2 separate regions of the Homo sapiens genome follow, and region 1 is linked to region 2. The links are chromatin loops, found by intact Hi-C in ENCODE. Cell type or tissue: CD4-positive, alpha-beta T cell. All regions are shown on one strand. Links, peaks and the distances in the headings refer to the core of each region. The heading gives the core; the rest is flanking DNA. Region 1 has its middle 22 kb from the start of EYA3. Region 2 overlaps DNAJC8 (DnaJ heat shock protein family (Hsp40) member C8).

Region 1 (12,866 bases), core at 3,787-8,786, 89 kb after region 2:
TAGATTTCTGACATTTGCAACCAAAAGAATCCTGACCAATACATGGGTTCACTTTAATATGTAAACAGGCCTAGCATAGTGGCTCCCGCCTGTAATCCTAGCTACTCAAAGGGCCAACATGGGAGGATCACTTAAGGCCAGGAGTTTGAGACCAGCTTGGGCAACATAGCGAGACCCATATCTCTTAAAAAAAAGCAGACAGGGTGGCTAGATCTAAGGCAGCCTGAAGATGAGCCAGCAAGTTGAGGATAGCAGAGTGGCAAGAGCACAGAACTTGGGCCCTTGGGCCGGGCACAGTGGCTCACATCTGTAATCCCAGCAGTTTAGGAGGCTGAGGCAGGCAGATCACCTGAGATCAGGAGCTCAAAACCAGCCTGGCCAACATGGTGAAACCCCATCTCTACTAAAAATACAAAAATTAGCTGGCCATGGTGGTGTGGACCTGTAATCTCAGCTACTCGGGAGGCTGAGGCAGGAGAATCACTTGAACCTGGGAGATGGAGGTTGCAGTGAGACGAGATCAAGCCACTGCACTCCATCCTGGGTGACAGAGCGAGAGTCTGTCTCAAAAAAAAAAGAACTTGGGTCCTTGATGACACCAGCCAGCTGCTGAATTAATTAACTCTGGATCCCATCTAATTTAGGACTTCTTAAGTGAATATTTCCTTACTAAGTAATTTTGATTTTTTTTTAAAAATTAAATATGGAATGCTTTATGAATGTTTGTGTCATCCTTGCGCAGGTGGAGGTTGCAGTGAGCCAAGATCGAGCCACTGCACTCCAGTATGAGCAACAGAGTGAGACCCTGTCCCCTACTAAAAAAAAAAGCAGTTTTGAGATTTAATTCAGGTATCTTTTAAAGTGTACACTTCAGTGGCTTTTTTTGTTGTTGTTGTTTTGTTTTTTTGAGACAGGGTCTCACTCTGTTGACCAGGCTGGAGTGCAGTGGTGCAATCATGGCTCACTGAAGCCTCGACCTCCTGGGCTCCAGAGATTCTCCCGCTTCAGCCTCCTGAGTAGCCAGGACTACAGATGTGCACCACTATGCCCAGTTAATTTTTCTTTTTTTTTTTTCAGTAGAGATGAAGTCTCATTATGTTGCCCAGGCTTGTCTTGAACTCCTGGGCTCCAGTGAGCCTCCTGCCTCAGCCTACCAAAGTGCTAGGATTACAGGTGTGAGCCACCATACCCTTACTGATTTTTAGTGTATTCATTGACAAAGTTGTGCAACAATCACCACTAATTTCACCACCTCAAAAAGAAACCCCATACCCACTAGCAGTCACTTCCTGTTCCCCCCCACCACCGCATGCAACCATTAATCTTAACAAGGGATCTTCGGGGAAAGCGTCCAGTCTTTCACAAGGAAGTATGATGTTAGCTGGGGGTTTTTGTAGATATCCTTTATCTGGTTGAGAAAGTCCCCTTCTCTCCCTAGTTTGTTGAATGCTTTTAAACTGTTAGATTTTGTCGAATGTTTTTAGGCATCTATTGGAGGGGTGGGTTTTGTTCTTTATTCAATTAATATGGTGTATTACATTAATTGCTGTGTAAATATTAACATAATGGTTCAACACACTCCTTGAAATAATGATATTCATTTGTAAGCTCAGGTGAGCCACATTATAAGAGCATCTGATAGCTGACAATCCAGCTTACACAACTGTAGGCTTGTTTAATTAGGTTAACAGATTTTTTTTTTCTCTACCAAGTTTTTCTTTTCTCTTTTTTTTTTTTTCTGAGACAAAGTCTTGCTCTGTCGCCCAGGCTAGAGTGCAGTGGCACCATCTTGACTCACTGCAACGTCTGCCTCCCAGGTTCAAGCAATTCTCCTGCTTTGGCCTCCTAACTAGCTGGGATAACAGGCATGTGCCACCACACCCAGCTAATTTTTGTATTTTTATTTAGTAGAGATGGGGTTTCACCATGCTGGCCAGGCTGGTCTTGAACACCTGACCTCAGGTGATCCGCCTGCCTCGGCCTACCAAAGTGCCGGGATTACAACCGTGAGCCATTGTGCCTGACCACTACCAAGTTTTTCTGAAGAAGAAAATTCATTGTTAGTGAAGGGGTTCAGGACATGCCACCCCAAAATATGCCACTCTGGCATATTATTTTGAGCTGAAGCCACTTGAGAAACAGCCGGTGCAGGAAGAACCCTCTGAATTCCATCTTTTTACCTAAATACAGTTCATAAAATTTCCCATGAGAAAGATGCCCTCTCTGTACCAGGAAGAGAAGCACATTCCCATCACCGGAGACTGAGGGTTGATGGCGCAGTGGGCCTGTACAAATGAACCTACTAAAATAACCCCATGTATTTCCTAGTCATTGTCCCACAACTAACTGCCTTTAGCTCAAGCCTCTTTGTCTTGTCACATCCCCACAATTTGTCATTCTTTTTTTTTTTTTTTAGACAGAGTCTCTGTTGCCCAGGCTGGAGTGCAGTGGCACAGTCTTGGCTCACTGCAACCTCTGCCTCCCAGGTTCAAGCAATTTTCCTGCCTCAGCCTCCCGAGGAGCTGAGACTACAGGCACCCGCCACCAAGCCCAGCTAATTTTTGTATTTTTAGTAGAGACGGGATTTCCTCATGTTGGCCAGGCTGGTCTTGAACTCTTGACCTCAGGTGATCCACCAGCTTTGGCCTCCCAAAGTGCTGGGATTACAGGTGTGAGCCACCAAGCCTGGCCTGTCATTCTTTTGTTGTTGTTGTTCTCTTTATAGCCGGCTCAGACTCCAGTTCACATCACCCACCGATTTATTATTCTTTATGTAAAAAGGTATATAAGCATTTGGGCTTAATTAATTCTTTGGGTTTTCACTTTCCTTCTGACGACTCCTGTGTATAGATAAAATATTTAAAAACTTTGTATGCTTTTCTCATGTTATTCTGTCTTATGTCTGTTTAATATTAATACTTAGGCCAGGCTGGGCGTGGTGGCTCACACCTGTAATCCCAGCACTTTGGGAGGCCAAGGCAGGTGGATCACTTGGGGTTAGGAGTTTGAGAACAGCCTGGCCAACATGGTGAAATCCCGTCTCTACTAAAAATACAAAAATTAGCCAGGCATGGTGGTGCGCACCTGTAATTCCAGCTACTCGGCAGGCTGAGGCAGGAGAATCACTTGAACCCGGGAGGCGGAGGTTGTGGTGAGCCGAGATCGTGCCTTTGCACTCCAGCCTGGGCGACAGAGTGAGACTGTGTCTCAAAAAAAAGAAAGAAAAAAAAAAAAAACTTAGGCCAGCCATAGAACCTAAGAGGGTAGATGGAAGTTTCTTCTCCCCTGTAGGAGCATATACAGTATGATGCAAAAATGAGATGCTTAGGCTTTTCAGGAACTATCTCTGTTGATTTCTCTGCAGCTGAAAAAAGCTACAACATGCACGGTAAAATGTTGTCTTGAGCTGTGGCCTAACTGGTCAAAATGGGTCTCAGCGCAAGGTCTACTGACTCCTCAGGGCTTTCATAGCCACCAAAGCTGCTGTGGAATTGATCACTGGTCTCTAGGGGGCAGGAGTGTCTTCTCTTGACAGGAAACGAAATGAGGTTAGAATAGAGATAATGGTCTGTAGAAGTCCACCTTCTCCCTCTCCCTACCACCCCACCCGCCTCCAGTTCTCTATTCTGGAACTTCTGCCCTGAGAGGAGAAGCTGCTGCTGAAGATCTTGCTCCAGATGGAGAGAGTTGTGCATTTAGCTTGCCCAACTACCATTTTGAGGACATCGTCTAGTTTTGTGTCCAGTGTTCCTTCCTTGGAGGAACTTCCCCCATCCCCACACCAAGTGATACTCACATGGCTGCCAATCACAGAACGCCACCTCTCTGACCACAAGAGTGACTCAATCCTGGGTCAACTGGACTTTCTCAGGACTTTGGAACTGTGGAGACACTCAGGGATGGAAGGAAGTGGGAGCTGAGTCATTTGATGTGTTTCCCCTAAAGCAGTGCTTCTCATAAGGGGGTCCCTTGACCTGCAGCAACAGCATCTGGGAACCTGTTAGAAATACAGATTCCCGGGCCCCAACCCACACCTACTGGATTAGAAACTCTAGGGGTAGGCCCCAGCAATCTGTGTTTTAAAAACCCCTCCAGGTGATTCTGCTGCATACTAGGGAAACCACAAGTTTCTGTAAGTGGGATTCCCAGAGCTTACCTGCACCTTATCCTTTTCTTGGCCTTGGCTGTTGAGATCTTCCTTAGATTCTTTGGTCTTCCCAATGTCTTTCTAGTAAATTCTTTGTTTTGTTTGAGCAACTCAGAGTTGCTTTCTGTTGCTTGCAACCTAAGGACCCTGACTAATGGTCCTCCCATCTAATTCATATCTACACAGACCCTTCTTGAACCATGGGCCTTCCTGCCGTATGTAGACTGCAATGGTTTGACTTCACCCTGGTCTTTGTATTTTGCTTCAACGCCAAACCATATTAACTCCAAAGCAGAGCTCAGTGGGCATCTGATTAGGCTCTTTCACTGTCCTGCCTGTTTATTCAGTTGCCTCCCCAGTAATGCAAGTCTTTATAAGAACATCTCTTATTCCTCCATTTAGTTGACATCTCTGTTTTTTTCGTCTTAGCTCCCAATCTTCTTCTTCTTCTTTTTTTTTTTTAACTATTAACAACACACCAATGGCATAATGAAGTTTGTTTTTTTCTTTCCTATATGAGTTAAGGAACAGAATAAGCTGCTTTAGTAAAGAGGCTCAAAAATACAGAATAAATTTATTTATTTACTTATTTATTACTGAGACAGGATCTCATTCTGTCTTCCATGCTGGAGTACCATGGTATGATCATAGCTCACTGTAACCTCAAACTCCTGGGTGTAAGGAATCCTCCTGCCTCAGCCTCCTGAGTAGCTAGGATTACAGGTGCTCACCACCATGCCTGGATCATGTCTCAGAGCAGCCTCAACCTCCTGGGCTCAAGTGATTCTCCCACCTCAGCCTCCCGAGTAGCTGGGATTATTGGCATGGGCCACCATGCCCAGTTACTTTAGGGTCTCATTATCTTGCCCAGGCTGGTCTTGAACATTTGGGCTCATGTGATCCTCCTGCCTCCACTTCCCAAAGTATTGGGATTACAGGCATGAGCCACCATGCCCCAGCTAGAGCAAATTTATTTTGAATCTCTTGTTTTACAGGTTTTGTTTGTTGTTCTTATTTTGTCTTTTGTTGTTGTTTTATCCCTTTAAGCATATGGGTGATTCAGGATGAGTCCAGAGGTGAGTAAGGGGCTCTGCTTCAGGTAGTCATTTGGGGATACAGGTTCCCTCTATCTTGTTGCTCTGCCGTCTCCAAGGACATCATTGAAGCATCTATATACAAGCCTGTGGTAAGTGGGGGAAAGAGGAAGTAAATGGCTAACAATTTCACTTTAGGAAATGATGTAGAAGTGATGATCACATGAATCTATACATTTTCCAGTGGTGAGTACTTAGTTACATGGTCACACCCAGCTAGCTACCATGGCAGCGGTGACCATGAACTATGATCTGGATCTGGGCAGCCATATACCCTGCTATATCTTGGGGTGAAAATTATTTTATTACTAGAAGAAAGGGGGAAGTAATGGATAATGGAGACAGTTAGCAATCTTTTCACACTTTCTAACTCTGAGCCTTGTATCCAAGTGTTGAAAGTTCAAATGCCTTCACAGGGGCTAGGCAGGTGATTAACTGAGTAAAGCAATCTAAAAGGAGTGAGGTGACTGTGACAAAGTAGGATGCACTGTGTCCTGTCTAAAGGGGGTAACAGTTACTTGATCCCTTCCCCTTCTTCATTAACAGAATTCCAAGCTTGTTTGAGTGCCCAGCCTTGGAGCACAAATCATAATTTTCTATTATCAATCATGAAATTCTGTTTCTAGTGTCTTCAGCCTCCCCTGTGTCTGGGAATCTCCATATGACTCAGCCAATGGGAGAGTTAAGGAAGTCTGGCGGGGGACTTCTAGGAAAGCTTTTGTTTTCCTAGTAAAGAGTCAGCCATGACTGGAGCTTTCCCATACCAGTTCTTCCTGATTTGAATGTGGGTGAGATGCCTGGAGCTGGGGCAGCCATCATATGACCTGGGGTGGCAAGCAAGAGGGGAAAACCAAAAGAACTGTGGTGATACTGAGCTAGAAAGAACTAGGGCCAGAACCTGCCTGACTCCAGACATCTTGTCATGTGAATAACACAAAAAACCAAAACACCTATTTGTTTAATGAAACTTAAAATTGGCTTATCTGAACTTCATGGCCGTTCAAAACTGATCTAATCCTTCCAGATTTATTTTTCAAGTTTCAATTATTTATTAATCAGGGTAATCTCCAACACATTACATCAACATGATTTCATGTATTTAGAGGACAAATATTTCCTGATTAAATGGAAAATTGTGCGGATGGCTTCAGAAAGACCTTCATTCGAAAGCAGCTTTAATAGTGAAACACTTCATTTACAAATCTGGACCTTCTTTCTTCAGTTTGCTATAATCCACATTCACTGAGTAAAACTTGGATGGATTGTTGGGACCCAGTTTGTTACAGGGCTCTGGGTTATTCTTTCTTTCCTTTTTATTTATTTTTTTTTTTGAGACTGAGTCTCGCTTCGTCGCCCAGGCGGGAGCACAGTGTCACGATCTAAGCTCACTGCAACCTCTGCCTCCAAAGTTCAATCAGTTCTCTTGCCTCAGCCTCCCGAGTAGCTGGGATTACAGGCACATGCCACCACATCCAGCTAATTTGTTGTATTTTTAGTAGAGACAGCGTTTCACCATGTTGGCCAGGCTGGTCTTGAACTCCTGGCCTCAAGTGATCTGCTCACCTTGGCCTCTCAAAAAGCTGGGATTATAGACATGAGCCACCACACCAGGCCTCTGGGTAATTCTTTCTGTCCTAACATCCGGATTGAACAATGCCAGACTTAAGACATACAATGCTTTTCTAATACCTCTAAATCCAATAAATACAAAGAAGGGATCAAGCTCAGATGCTTCTTGGCCTGACTGAGGATCTGCTGGAGCTTGTCTGCAGCAGAGGTCTCCCATTCGAAAGGAGAGAACCAGCCTAGCTATCAGGCCCTGGACTAAGTAGTATCTGCCCCAGATATTTTAACATGTATATTCACTTTGTATAAAGATGAAATGCATACGCTGCTTTGTAACTTAAAAAAGAAGTACTGGCCAGGTGTGGTGGCTCACGCCTGTAATCCCAGCAGCTTGGGAGGCCGAGGCAGGCAGATCACAATGTCAGGAGTTCAAGACTAGCCTGGCCAAGAGACCAGCCTGGCCAATATGGTGAAACCCCATCTCTACTAAAAATATAAAAATTAGCCGGGCGTGGTGGTGTGCACCTATAATTCCAGCTACTCGGGAGGCTGAGGCAGGAGAATTGCTTTAACCTGGGAGGCGGAGATTGCAGTGAGCTGAGATCACACCATTGCACTCCAGCCTGGGCGACAGAGCAAGACAAGGCATTTTTCATTTTGATGACTGCAGAATATCCACTGTATGTGTATAGCTTAGCAGCTAATCAATCCTTTATCATTGGACATTCAGTTAGTTTACAGTTTAGCTGTTTTTATTTTTGTTTTTGAGAGGGCAGTTTGCTATTGTAAACAATGCTGTAACGGACTACCTTTTAACTAAGCCTCTTCTTTTTTTTTTTTTGAGACACAGTCTCACTCTTGCCCAAGCTGGAGTGCAGGCTCGGCTCACTGCAACCTCCTTCTCCTGGGTTCAAGCTATTCTCGTGCCTCAGCCTCCCATGTAGCTGGGATTATAGGGATGTGCCATCATGCCCATCTAATTTTTTTTGCATTTTTAGTAGAGATGGGGTTTTGCCATGTTGACCAGGCTGGTCTCGAACTCCTGACCTCAAGTGATCCACCTGTTTCGGCCTCCCAAAGTGCTGGGATTACAGTGAGCCACCGCTCCCAGCCTTAACTAAGTTTCTTAATATACTCTTATAATTACATTCTTGATTATTTTCTTAACTTTCCAGAAGTGAAATGGCTGGGTCAGAAGACAATAAATAGCAATCTCTTTTAAGTAAAATGATGCACTTGCTTTTGGTTCTGTTTCTGCTACTTTGAGTAAGTAATCACTCATTTATTCATCATCCATTCACTTAACAAGCACAAGAAGCACAGAGTAAAATGTGGTCCTCGTCTTCAAGGAGCTCATAATGGAATGGCAGAGGCAGGCAGGGCAACAGTTAATGAGAAGGAGTGACAGTTGTGGTGGCGGCTTTCGACAAGGTTTCCAGTGATCCCTGCTTCCTGATATTCATGCCCTTGTGTAATTCCCTACCCATGAATATGGGCTGGACCTAGTGAATTGCTTCTGATGAATGGAATATGACAAAAGTGATAGGATGTCACTTCTGTGATTAGGTTACAAAGAACTGTGACTTCCATCTTGGTAGCTCTCTCTCTCTTTTCCTTGCCCTCTCATTTGCTTGGTCTGATGAAGCCAGCTGCCACACTTACTTGATGGAGAGGCCTATGTAGCAGGGAACCCAGGGAGGCCTCCCGCTAGCAGCTCTTGAGGAACTGAGGCCTCAGTCCAACAGCCTGTGAGGAACTGAATTCTGCCAACAATCATGTGAGCTAGGAAGCAGATCTTTTCCATTGAGCCTTCGCTGACCAAGGACTTAGCCAAGCCATGCCTGGATGCCTGATCCATTAAAACTGAGAGAATGAATTGATATAGTCTTAAGCCCCTACATTTTGGAGAATTTGTTACATGGCAGTAGATGACTAATACACAAGCAGAGTGGTACAAATGAGTGTGTGATAGGTGCAGGCATGAAGGAGAAGCATGAAACCGCCATGGTGGGGAAGGGCCACGTCTGATAGGAGTTCTGAGTGGAGGGCAGGCTTGCATTGCATTTTGCAAGCTAAGAAGGAATTAGGGGAAGAGAAGAAGTTTCCAGAACAATCAAGCTCTGAGACCATTTCCCTAACCTGTGTTACCAGATCACTTGTTGCACCCTTGGCTAGAGGTAAATTCACTGTGAAGTTAGCAGAGTTTAAGCCCCAGGGCCCCTCACCTGCACAAACTCCTTTTAAAGCCCAAGAAGGGTCCTAGTAATGTTGTATTTATAATTCTGCATTCTTTTTCTTAAGGAGAGCCACCTAATTTAGGCCCCTGCATCAATGGACTTGCCAAGACCCTTTTAACGCCCTTCCTCTCGCCCCTTTCAATCTATAGCATATACTTACCAGTCCTATTTGGCTCTGCCTCCTCAAATACTGTTTCTCAGCAGCTCATCCTAGCCCTTCAGCCTTTACTTCCTTAACCTAAACAATCCAGGTTCTGGAGTTTTCCCTACAGGCCCTGTTCTCTACCTCTTTAATCATCTTTACTGCTGTTTTTGTTTTATTTTATTTATTTATTTTATTGAGATGGAGTTTTGCTCTTGTTGCCCAGGCTGGAGTGCAATGGCGCAATCTCAGCTCACTGCAACATCCGCCTCCCAGGTTCAAGCAATTCTCCTGCTTCAGTCTTCCCGAATAGGTGGGATTACAGGCATGCACCACCACGCCAGGCTAATTTTGTAGTTTTAGTAGAGATAGGGTTTCTCCATGTTGGTCAGGATGGTCTCTAACTTCTGACCTCAGGTGATCCGCCCACCTTGGCCTCCCAAAGTGCTAGGATTACAGGCGTGAGCCACCATGCCCTGCCTTTTACTGCTGTTTTTGAAGACTCAAAAAAGTTTTTCCTTAAGTGGTAGTTTCCAGAACGGATGTGTTTTTGTAAATGGCAAGCCTGGTTCCTGACCAAATGGCATTCGAGCAGGGAGGGCCACGTGGGGCCCTCAGAACAGCCTCTCTGCCCATTGTTTCCCTACCTCCCACCCCCAACTTCAGAATGACAAAGTTTCATCTGATGAAAGGAGGGAGTGGCTGGGGAGAAAGTAGAAGGGGCAACAGGAGAGGGGGCAACAGGAGAGAGGGTACCCTTCCACTTCCTTAGAGATGGGACCTCTCTTTTAAGATGCTTTTGGCAGTATTTCAAGCTGCTGATGGGCCCAAGAGGGAAGGAAACTGACATCATTCATACCTACACTGTGCCAGGCACATGGGCTTTCCAGACACTATATCATGGAATCCTTGCTACATCCCTGAAAGAGAGAGACTCCTCATTTTATTTTATTTTATTTATTTATTTTTGAGACAGAGTCTCGGTCTGTTGCCCAGGCTGGAGTGCACTGGCATGATCTCGGCTCACTGCAATCTCTGCCTCCCGGGTTCAATTGATTCTCTTGCCTCAGCCTCCCGAATAGCTGGGATTACAGGCATGAGCCACCATGCCTGGCTAATTTTTTTTTTATTATTTTTTGTAGAGATGGAAGGCTTCACCATGTTGGTCAGGCTGGTCTCGAACTCCTGACCTCAAGTGATGTGCCTGCCTTGGCCTCCCAAAGTGTTGGGATTACAGGCGTGAGCCACCGCACCTGACCAAAACTCCCCATTTTGTAGCTGAGGAAACTGAAGCACAGCCAGCAAGGGCCAGGTCAGGCCCAGCTAACTTAAGAGTCCAGCCTCTAACCCCAGCCCATGTACCCCCATCCTTTATTGATTCTCCCAGGGGCTACTACCTACATTCAAGTCCTAAATGAAAATTGGTGAGCATCACAACAAAAATCCACTTGGAAATAAGTTTAATAAATGAAAAAGTCAGGCAGGCCAAACTCCTGATTCTGGGAGATCTGTATAACAGAAGAAGACTCATCAGTGACCTGGGAGTCCTCCCAGAGTTGGGATTCACTTCTAGAGAGAAAAAAAATATGTATTGACAAGAAGAGGCAGGAGATCTAGGCCCCAAACCAGAAGATGGGGATGAAAGTTAGGCTGGACAGACTATAGGATGGGGATAACAATGAACAATGAAAGTAATGAGAATAGCAACTATTGTTTACTGAGTGCTTACGAGGTGCCAGGCACTGTAATACACACACACACACACACACACACACACACACACACACACACGTTATATAGGTTAGTGCATTTTATCCTCACAGCAACCCCAACTAAATCTTATACACAGAAGCAGTGGTGAAGCAGACCAAAGTCTGTGCTTCTGTGTGTAAGAGTCTTCATCTTCAGGCTCCTCAACCTAAAAATACAAATGATAACCATGCCTTTTTAGTAGGGTTGTTGTGTAACCCTACTAAATGTAACCACTAGGCTTTACTAAGTCTCGGAGAATGGGAGTGGGAGAAATCTAGCCCTGGTAAATGACACAAACAGAGAGAAGCAGGGCTTACAAAGTGCCATAACTTGGGAGGGTGGGGTATAGGGGTGGCTAGGGCTCATCCAGACCCAGATCTTGCAGGCAGCAGAGGTGACTCATGGGAACCTCGGAAGCTAGCAGTTGAGTGCTTTGTACCAAGTTTGCAAACAAAGCTCTTGGGTTCAGAGAGGGTGGAGAGATGCAGAGTCTATCAATATCCATTGGCCTCTCTCCGGATTGGCTCAGGAATCTGAGTGGGAGGAGCTTAGGTCTCAGGGATGATGACGTGAGGCTGGACTAGGAAGCTGCAGCTCGCTGGGCTCCTTCACCTTCAAGGTGCTCCTACCCCAGCGCTGGAGTCACACACTTGTGTTTGGATCCCGCCCTTCCCACCTCTGGGACTTCGACTTAATGATTTAACAACCTTGAGCCCCAGTTTTCTGTAAAGTGGAGAGAATCAGAATATATATAGCCAAATGATAGATAATAATTGTGCCCTTGGGAGAAGTCAGTGAGGCGCTGCATATGAAGGACTAACACAGTGCCTCGGATGCTGCATGCTAGTAAATAGCAGCCAGATTATTGCCAGATTCCTATTCAGGGGAGCCGGAGAAGCTTTTTCTACTTTCCGCTTCCTTCTCCTCCCATTGCCTTCTTTGGTAGGGAAGTGGAATTGTATTCCAGAGGCAGAGTACATGTAATGCCTCTCTCACCTTTCATTCTTTTCACCTCTGAATGATTTTTATTAGTTTTGTAGCTCACAGCCCATTTCACAAAGTTGTAATTTGCCTCTTGCCTGGAGAATATTAAACTGTTACATAAAAGCAATAGTTTTTTTATGCTAGGAATTTTCACTATGCCGATTTTCTATGTCTTTTATAGATAAGACATTGGATCAGCCATGGTTCATTGATTGAAAACATCAGTGACCAATTCTGGTCTTAATAACAACAACAACAAAAATATTTTATTGGAAAGATATGGGATAGCTTACCGAAGGAAAGCTGAACGTCAAGCCTCAGAAAAAGCATACAGGGTAGCTCCAGGGATCTAGGTAGCAGGAAGTTTTGTTTGTTTGTTTGTTTTGTTTTGAAACAGGGTCTCACTCTGTCGCCCAGGCTGGAAGTGCAGTGGTGCAATCACGACTCACTGCAGCCTCAACCTCCTAGGTTCAGGTGGTCCTCCTGCCTCAGCCTCCTGAGTAGCTGGGACCACAGGTGCCACCATGTCTAGCTAATTTTTTTCTTTTGTATTATTTGTAGAGACAGGGTTTCGCTATGTTGCCCAGGCTGGTCTCGAACTCCTAGGCTCAAGCAATCCTCCAGCCTTGGCCTCCAAAAATACTGGGATTAGAGGGGTGAGCCACCATACCCTGCCTCATAATATCTTCTAATTGCTAGTTCATTTTCAAATTTCCTCAATTGATAAAAGAATTTTTTTTTTTTGAGACAGAGTCTCGCTCTGTCGCCCAGGCTAGAGTGCAGTGGCGCAATCTTGGCTCACTGCAACCTCTGCCTCCTGGGTTTAAGCGATTCTCCTGCCTCAGCTGCCTGAGTAGCTGGGATTACAGGCATGCGCCACCACGCCTGGCTAATTTTTGTATTTTTAGTAGAGATAGGGTTTCACCATGTTGGTCAGGCTGGTC
Region 2 (8,410 bases), core at 1-5,000:
AAAAACCATGTTAAACGTCTAGCCTCGAGGTCCCCAACAAATGGGGCCTCAGTGTTGTGATGATTATTACTGATTTCGTCCTCCTCTTGCAACCTGCAGCTCATCCTGCGTTCTAGGGGTGCTATGACACTTTCTTGGGCCCTTGGGAGTGGGAAGAAAGCTCTATTCTACTTTTTTTTTGAGACGGAGTTTTGCCCTTGTTGCTCAGGCTGGAGTGCGATGGCGTGATCTTGGCTCACTGCGACCTCCGCCTCCCAGGTTCAAGTGATTCTCCTGCCTCAGCCTCCCGAGTAGCTGGGATTAACAGGCATGCGCCACCATGCCCGGCTAACTTTTTATATTTTTAGTAGAGATGGGGTTTCTCCATATTGGTCAGGCTGGTCTCGAACTCCCAACCTCAGGTGATCCACCTGATGTGTGAGCCACCATGCCTGGCCTATTCTACTCTTTTTTCTTTTTTTCTTTTCTTTTTTTTTTTTTTGATACAAAGTCTCGCTCTTGTTGTTCAGGCTGGAGTGCAGTGGCATGGTCTGGGCTCACTGCAACCTCTGCCTGCCAGGCTCAAGCGATTCTCCTGCCTCAGCCTCCCGAGTAGCTGGGATTACAGGCACCTGCCACCACGCCCGGCTAATTTTTGTATTTTTATTAGACACAGGGTTTCACCATGTTGGCCAGGCTGGTCTTGAACTCCTGACCTCAGGTGATCTGCCCGCCTCGGCCTCCCGAAGTGCTGGGATTATAGGTATGAGCCACTGTGCCTGGCCAGCTCTATTCTACTCTTGGGTTATTCCAGAGGACTGAAGTGGGCTGGGCTACAGGAGGGTGAGTGGATGGCAGACCAGGTTTAGGCCTTTCCACTCATTGACTGGTCTCCTCACCTCAAACTTCTTTTGTACTTAGGAAAGTCGAGATGGTCGTGTGGACAGCTGGCGAAACTTCCAAGCCAATACGAAGGGGAAGAAAGAGAAGAAAAATCGGACCTTCCTGAGACCACCGAAAGTAAAAATGGAGCAACGTGAGTGACCGCCCAAGGTCACAGGCACAGAACCTTTCCCCTGCTATCTCCCTTCCTGCTTCGAAGGACTCATTCTTTCCTCCCACTTCCACCCCAACATAGAGTAGTATTTGCTTTTTAGTCCATTTTGTTTTCAATACGATTTAATATCGATCAGAGTAATTCTTTTGTACATTGAAATGAGGGGCTTGGTTTAAAAAAAGACCTTTCCCTCTCCCTGCCCCTAGAACAACCAGTATTAGAAGGTGCCACCATTGGTGCTGCCTTCTCTTCCCACAGCCTGTAACTCAGTGTTTTGTACTTCACTGAATTGTGATGGTTAGAAACTTCGTGGATAGTTTGTGGAAATCATCCAATTAAACATACTGCTTAAAACAGTGTTGCTGTGACTTCAGAGACAAGCCTGGAAGGGGCACCTTAGGAAGCCCCTTCGCTTCAGTTGCTCGCTTCTGGGTGTGCTCCCTTCGAAGGCCCAGATAAGACAGGGAACACTTGTGAGCACACAGAGCAGCATCTGATGCCCTGTGGTGTTTGGCATGTGCCCCCTGTCTACTGACCAATCAGTGTGGCATGAGGCCCACGCCACCCAAACCTTTCACTTTCCAAAGAGCTAGCCGTCCTCCACCCAGTACCATGTCCTAGCCTGTCTGCATTTGTTAGTGGTAATATTCTTTATGTATAATAAATTTTTATACCCAAGCCATTGATGTACTTTTCCTTGTACTCTCCCTTGTGGGTCCCTTGTCTGGCTTGGCTGAACCCCAAAATGCTTTGGGGTTGGACAGACCTGGCTGAACCTTAGTTTCTTCATCTATGAAATGGGAATATGAATTACTGCAGCAGCTTTTAGGGCAGATTTGCCATGGCATATACAAGGTAACTACCATAGTGCTCCTTGGGTATTGCCAATATCCTATTATTTCTGTGTAAAATGAAGATACTGATTGTTTTGAGGATTAAATGAAGTAATATATGAAAGCGTCCAGCTCACAGTCTATGCTTAAATGTCCTGCTTGCTTTCAGGGACAGAATCAGCCCTCAGGAGGGGCCCAAAGTGAGAAGGGGAAAGGTGACACTTGAAATGTGAAGATACAGGAAACTAGGTGACTCAAAACTAGAGTTTTGCTTTTTGCAATGTCTTGTAGATGAGTAAACAGGCACAATGACTACGAAAGGCACCATGTCTTTTAGTATCATGAGAAGTGCAACTTTCATTTCTCTGTGGGAGAGGACAGAGGCTTGGGTGTCTTACTGTCCTTCCAAGTACCACTGAGCACATCCAAACCACATGTGAAGTAGAGCACAGTGATGAGTGGGTGGGTGGGTGGGTGTGCTTCTGGCTAAAACTGGACCAAGGCAGGGGGAGAAAATGTTTAGTTGCCCTGCAAAAGTGATACATGCCGTGAGGTAATGCAGTCCTGACTAGGGGGGCAGTGATTATCTTTTCTAGCCAAGCAAAGCCAAGCAACCCCATTTCAGTCCAGGATGTGGGTGCACACACCGCTTCCTTAGAGGTTAAGTGGTGGTGGTTCAGTTCAGCTATCTGCAAACTTACCTTTGCCCTCAAGGAGGCTGTGCCAGCAATTAGCTATGGGTGTTAGTTCTCACACTGCTATGAAGAACTACCTGAGACTGGGTAATTTATAAAGAAAAGAGGTTTAATTGACTCATGGTTTCACAGGCTTTACAGGAAGCATGGCTGGGGAGGCCTCAGGAAACTTAACAGTTGTGGCAGAAGGTGAAGAGGAAGGAGGCACGTCTTACATGGCCGGAGCAGGAGGAAGAGAGCGCAGGGAGAGGTGCTGTACGCTTTTAAACAACCAGATCTCACTATCTGGATAGTGATAGATAAGAACTCACTATCACAAGAACAGCAAAGGGGGCGGCCCCTATGATCCAAACATATGGATCATATGACCTCTTACCAGGTCCCTCCTCCAACGTGGGGGATTACAATTGGGCATGAGATTTGGGTGGGGACACAAATCCAAATCATATCAGGTGTGTTTATTCATTGAACAAATATGCTGGTTTAGAAATACAGTGGTGAACACTGCAGGACCCCTGTTGCCTGCCTCACAGCTGGGGCACACGGGCAAGAAGACTGTCCACTGCTCCGAGAAGGGGGCCCTTGATCTCATTTTTAGCAGCCAGGGAATGTTTCCTGAAGAAAGTGGCCCTTTTAAAAACTGGAACCCAGGGGCTGATGCATCAGTTAGGAGTGTTTTGGCTGCAAGGAATAACTGGCAAAAAGAATTAGAGGAATATTTTACTTCCATAAGTGGAGACAGGTGGTTTCAGGTATTGTTCATGGTGGAATCATTCATTCAGTAATACCTCCAGGGAAACAGGCTCTTACTATGCTTCTCCGTCCTCTGTGGAGGGTTTGGCATCTCATAGTTGCAAGAAGTTTCTAGCACCACATCTTATAACAACTACCAAACAGAAATAAGTCATCCAGGGAGCAAAATTTTTCCCAGAAGATGTCACTGGTTAGAAAATGGGTCACAGGGACCCCTCTTGGTAAGTTTGGCTGGGAGAGCTGCGAAGAACAGACAGGCAATATACCAAGCCTTACTCCTTGGGATTGGGCACCTGTTTCCAATAAAATTAAGTTGGTAAAGATGAAAGAATGCCTGCTGGAAAGGCCGGGTGGGGTGGCTCACGCCTGTAATCCCAGCACTTTGGGAGGTCAAGGCAGGCGGATCACAAGGTCAGGAGATCGAGGCCATCCTGGCTAACACGGTGACACCCTGTCTCTACTAAAAATACAAAAAATTAGCCGGACGTGGTAGCAGGCGCCTGTAGTCCCAGCTACTCGGGAGGCTGAGGCAGGAGAATGGCGTGAACTCGGGATGTGGATCTTGCAGTGAGCCGAGATCGCGCCACTGCACTCCATCCTGGGCGACAATGAAACTCCGTCTCAAAAAAAAAAAAAAAGAATGCCTGCTAGAAACAACAGTGTCTGGCACAGAAGGGGTGGGACTTGAGGGAAAGGTGTTTCAGTCAGAGAGAGTGGCATGTGCAAAGGCCCAGAAGGTAAGAGAATAGCCCATTCATGGGACTGAACAACATTTGTTATGCTTAGAGCACAGACGTGAGGTGAGATGAGATCAGGGAGATCGTAATGGCATATTGAGGAATTTGGGTTTCAGTCAGGACATCGTATTTTCCTAGATGGACCAAAGTCTTCCCACTTACTTTCTGGCACATTTTAGTGACAGACCCACTGGGAAGATCAGCAGTGGTCCCAGCCCATTCTCATAACCCTGCTTGGAGCAATCTCTGTGATGACGTGGCTGGGGAGAGGAGTGTATGCTGGGCATTGACTTGAGGCAGTACAGTCAAGACCGGCCTCCAGGGTGGGGCTGTGGCTATGGCAGTGCCATCCTCTCCCACCCCTTCATCCATGAATAGGTTAAGGGGAGCTCTCTGGGTAGGGAAGGCTTGCTGGAGGAGTGCCAGGGCCCAGAAGAAAATGAAAGGCTGGATGAGCCACTTTTCTTGTTTTCTGTAAATAGTGGAGCAGATAGGCTCCCCAGCTGTGGAGCCAACTGCTGGCAAGAGGACCTTTGTGGGCAGAGGTGAGGTGGAAGGAGCCAGCCAGGTATGGGTAGAAACCCGGCATATGGGCCAGTAACATCAACTCTGAGCCTCAGCATCCTGGTATGTAAAGTGGGAACTGCACCTTTAAAATGAAGTGTAGGCTGGGCGTGGTGGTTCATGCCTGTAATCCGAGCACTTTGAGAGGCCGATGCAGGCAGATCACTAGAGGTCAGGAGTTTGAGACCACCCCGGCCAACATAGTGAAACCCCGTCTCTACTAAAAATAAAAAATTAGCTGGGCACGGTGGTGCAGGCATGGTGGTACGTGCCTGTGTCCCAGCTACTTGGGAAGCTGAGGCAGGAGAATCACGAACCCCGGAGGTGGAGGTTGCAGGCAGTGAGCCAAGATCTTGTGCCACTGCACTCCAGCCTGGGTGACAGAGCGAGACTCCGTCTCAAAAAAAAAAAAAAAAAAATTGTAACCACTGAAAGAAAGCATCAGCTGTTGTTGCCTTCGGCATTCCAGTCACCTGAACGCCCGCAACCCTATGGCTGTGGCTTCTCAGCTGCTTCCTGGAGCAGCCACAGCCAGCTTCACTTTCTGGCCCCTCCCGCTTCCCTGGGGCCCCAGTGGAAGTAGGAAGAAATGTGTGGGAGGTTGTGGATGGGTCTGGGCCTGCTGTAAGGGTGGAACTCAAGGAAACAGGATTTGCCCCTCTAGATTTCCTTCTCCCTCTCCCCAACCTCAACCTAGCACATCTGGATCATCTGCCTCTTGCTGGAGGTTATCAGTGCTTCTCACCATTAGAACTGGGGGCTCGGAGCTCGACAAGGGCCCTGTGGAATGAGTGCAAAAGGGCGTGAAGTCACCCACCTCCTTGAGTTTTCTGCTCTACCACTCATTAGCATTGTGTCTCTGGCAAATCATTTCCCCTCTCTGGACTTTAGCTGCCTCCTCTGGTAAAATGAGGGTAAAAACACCGTCTCCATTCCTGTTTTGCAAATTAGTGAGATTCTGTTCATTATAAAACAAATGGAGGCAAACCTTCCAAATGGAGACAATATGCCTGCATTTGGCATCAGACAGACTGGAGTTTGAATCCTGACTCTACTGTGTGTGGTATCCTGAGGACTGAGGAGGTCAGGGAAGCCAGGTGCCCAGCACAGTGGGGTGCACAGTGGCCGTTCCTCTCTGCCCCACTCCTGCTGGTTGTTCCCTGCTTAAATAAAGGGATGAAAGAGCTGAGGATTGAGGACACCTGGGAAGCTTGTTAAAAAGACATTTCTTTTTTTTTTTTTTTTTTTTTGAGACAGGGTCTTTGTTGCCCAGGCTGCAGTGTGGTGGCACGATGATCATGGCTCACTGCTGCCTCAACCTCCCGGGCTCAAACTATCCTGCCTCACTATGTTGCTCAGGCTGGTCTCGAACTCCGGAGCTCAAGTAGTCCTCCCACCTCAACCTCCTACAGTGCTAGGATTATAGGCATAAGCCACCGCACCTGGCCTACAAGGACATTTTCTGATCTCCCTGAAGATTCTGATTCAGGGTGGGGTATGTGTGTGTGTGGTGGGGAGACAGACAGCTGGATCTTTAACAAGCTCCCAACTTAACCCAGCCAGGGATGGAGCCATCAGGCAGGGACAGCCAGTCCTCCAAGAGGTGGGGGGTGGGTAGAGCTTAGGGTTCTGTCAGTGATGCCATTATCCTAACCACATACCTGTGGCTTAGTGGGGCTGCCATTCCTCTGGTGGGAGATAGGCAAGCATAGCTAGAAACAGCCTCTGAAGGATTGAACCCTCCTCTCCTTGGCTTCCTCTGGAGTCCTTCCAAGCCTGTATTGCTCCATGGGCTGCTACCTTGGAATCGCCTGGGTGCTTGTTAAAATTTTACTCTTCCTGGCCCCATCACCAGCACTGCTATATCAGAATCTTTTTTTTTTTTTTTTTTTGAAATGGGGTCTTGCTCTGTCACCCAGGCTGGAGTGCAGTTGCAATCATGGCTCACTGCAGCCTCAATCTCCTGGGCTTGAACGATCCTCCTACCTCAGTCTCCCAAATAGCTGGGACTGCAGGTGCAAACCACCATACTTAGCTAATTTTTTTTTTCTTGGTAGAGATGGGGTCTGGATTTGTTGCCCAGGCTGGTCTCGAACTCCTGGTCTCAAGTGATCCTCTACGGCAGCCTCCCACAGTGATGAGATTACAGACATACACCACTACGCCTGGCCTAAGCCTTTATTTAATTAATTTATTTTATTTTTTATTTTTTTGAGATGGAGTCTCACTCTTGTCAACCAGGCTGGGGTGCAATGGTGCAATCTCAGCTCACTGCAACCTCGACCTCCTGGGTTCAAGCGATTCTCCTGCCTCAGCCTCCCGAGTAGCTGGGATTACAGGCGCCCACCACCATGCCTGGCTAATTTTTGTATTTTTAGTACAGACGGGGTTTCACCATGTTGACCAGGCTGGTCTTGAACTCCTGACCTTGGGTGATCCACTCACCTCAGCCTCCCAAAGTGCTAGGATTACAGGCGTGAGCCACCCCGCCCGGCTAAACTTTTATTTTTAACAAGTTCTCCAACTGAGTCTGATGTGGGGAAAGGAGTTGACCCCTAAGCCTGGGACACTCAACAGGAGCTTGGGTAAATAAAGTGATTTTCATTTACTGAATTCCTGGTACGTGCCAGTCATCATGCTAAGTGTGAGGTAGGGAGTATGTGTGGCTCTTACAGACTCAGGAAATAGGCTCAGAAAACATTCACTGCAGGGCTCAAGCTGAGGACCAGAGGCGGCGGTTAAGCCCTCATCTGGCAGATTCTTAGAGCTGGCATTTGAGAATGTTCACCTATGCCATGGCCCAGTTTGCTTTCCTCTGTGGCCTGACACCTCTGCTCCCTGCTAAGCCCAATATTTTGGTTGTGGTAGGGGGCGGTGGGGAGAGGTATTAATAGAAATAGAGTAACTTTCAGTGCAGAACGTGCAAAGCTGGAGCACTGGGTGCAGTCCTAGGCTTTTGCCAGAACTCTGAGGTGCAAGGGTTTGTCTTCTCCCTCAGCCTGATGGCTATGGGGACAGGGATGGCTTTGTCTCCCTCTCAGCCGGATATGGCTTCAGAAGGCAGAAACTTCTCTTTCCCAGAGGCTGGGCATTTCTGAAGGCAGGTCTGTCTCCCCTTCTGTTGAGGGCACCTGTGGGCAGGGCTTTGTCACACCCATTGTACTGGCCTCCTGTGGGCAAACTGGCTGTGTGTCCCCTCAGACAGGGTGCCTTCTGAAAGCAGCTTTGGGTCTTTTTCATCAACTTGGGGCTCACTGGATTTGGGGCTGTACCCATTGAATTGAAGCCCGGGCTCCCGAGGACAGGGCTGTGTCCCCATCTCCCCCAGGCTGGGGACTCCTGAGGACAGGGCTGTGTCCCCATCTCCCCCAGGCTTGGGGCTCCTGAGGACAGGGCTGTGTCCCCATCTCCCCCAGGCTGGGGGCTCCTGAGGACAGGGCTAAAACCTTCTCTAGGTCAGGGCTCATCTCCCCCTCAGTCAAAGGACCCAGTTCCTCTCTCCCCTGCCAGCCCAAGCCCAGCCCTTCCTCCCAGAGGGGCGCAGCATCAGAGGGGCCCAGCCCAGTATTGTGGGATGAGCTGGTGTGCCTGGCTGGATGTGGGTATTCCCGGTGACCTTGGTGTTGGGGCCCCGCCCCAGGAGCTGGCTTCCTGGCCTCAGCTGCCCTGCCCACCCAGCAGAGCCCGGGGGCAGGCCTTTCCTAATCCTTCATCCTGCTGCTGCTCATTGGAGGGTAGAGCAGAGTGAGTCACACACCTGTGCCTGGGCCCGTCCTCTGCCTCCTGTGCACT

Evidence for each region. Hi-C counts contacts between places; a loop is a spot of excess contacts. Peaks named below come from ENCODE experiments on the same cell type or tissue, not always from the same donor. Only the 100,000 strongest peaks of a DNase experiment are listed, where the experiment ranks them.
Region 1: a loop joins it to region 2, with 2.5 times the contacts of the local background. A loop is called at or near these places in 77 of 110 quality-filtered maps.

Annotation. Positions count from the first base shown.
Region 1 is chr1:28,103,875-28,116,740 of GRCh38, reverse strand. No RefSeq gene overlaps it. Among named protein-coding and RNA genes, the nearest start is that of EYA3, 22 kb to the right of the region's middle. RefSeq lists enhancers at 3,243-3,292, 3,343-3,402. In CD4-positive, alpha-beta T cell, for the core only: no CTCF peak of the experiment used is centred there; DNase peaks (open chromatin) are centred at 3,820, 5,330 and 5,980; H3K27ac peaks cover 877 bases.
Region 2 is chr1:28,193,861-28,202,270 of GRCh38, reverse strand. It overlaps DNAJC8 (DnaJ heat shock protein family (Hsp40) member C8), which reads left to right. Exons shown (of 9, transcript NM_014280.3): 9 at 901-1,993. The coding sequence ends at 1,023. Among named protein-coding and RNA genes, the nearest start is that of PTAFR, 21 kb to the right of the region's middle. RefSeq lists a silencer at 2,277-2,606 and an enhancer at 4,930-4,979. In CD4-positive, alpha-beta T cell, for the core only: no CTCF peak of the experiment used is centred there; a DNase peak (open chromatin) is centred at 2,540; H3K27ac peaks cover 664 bases.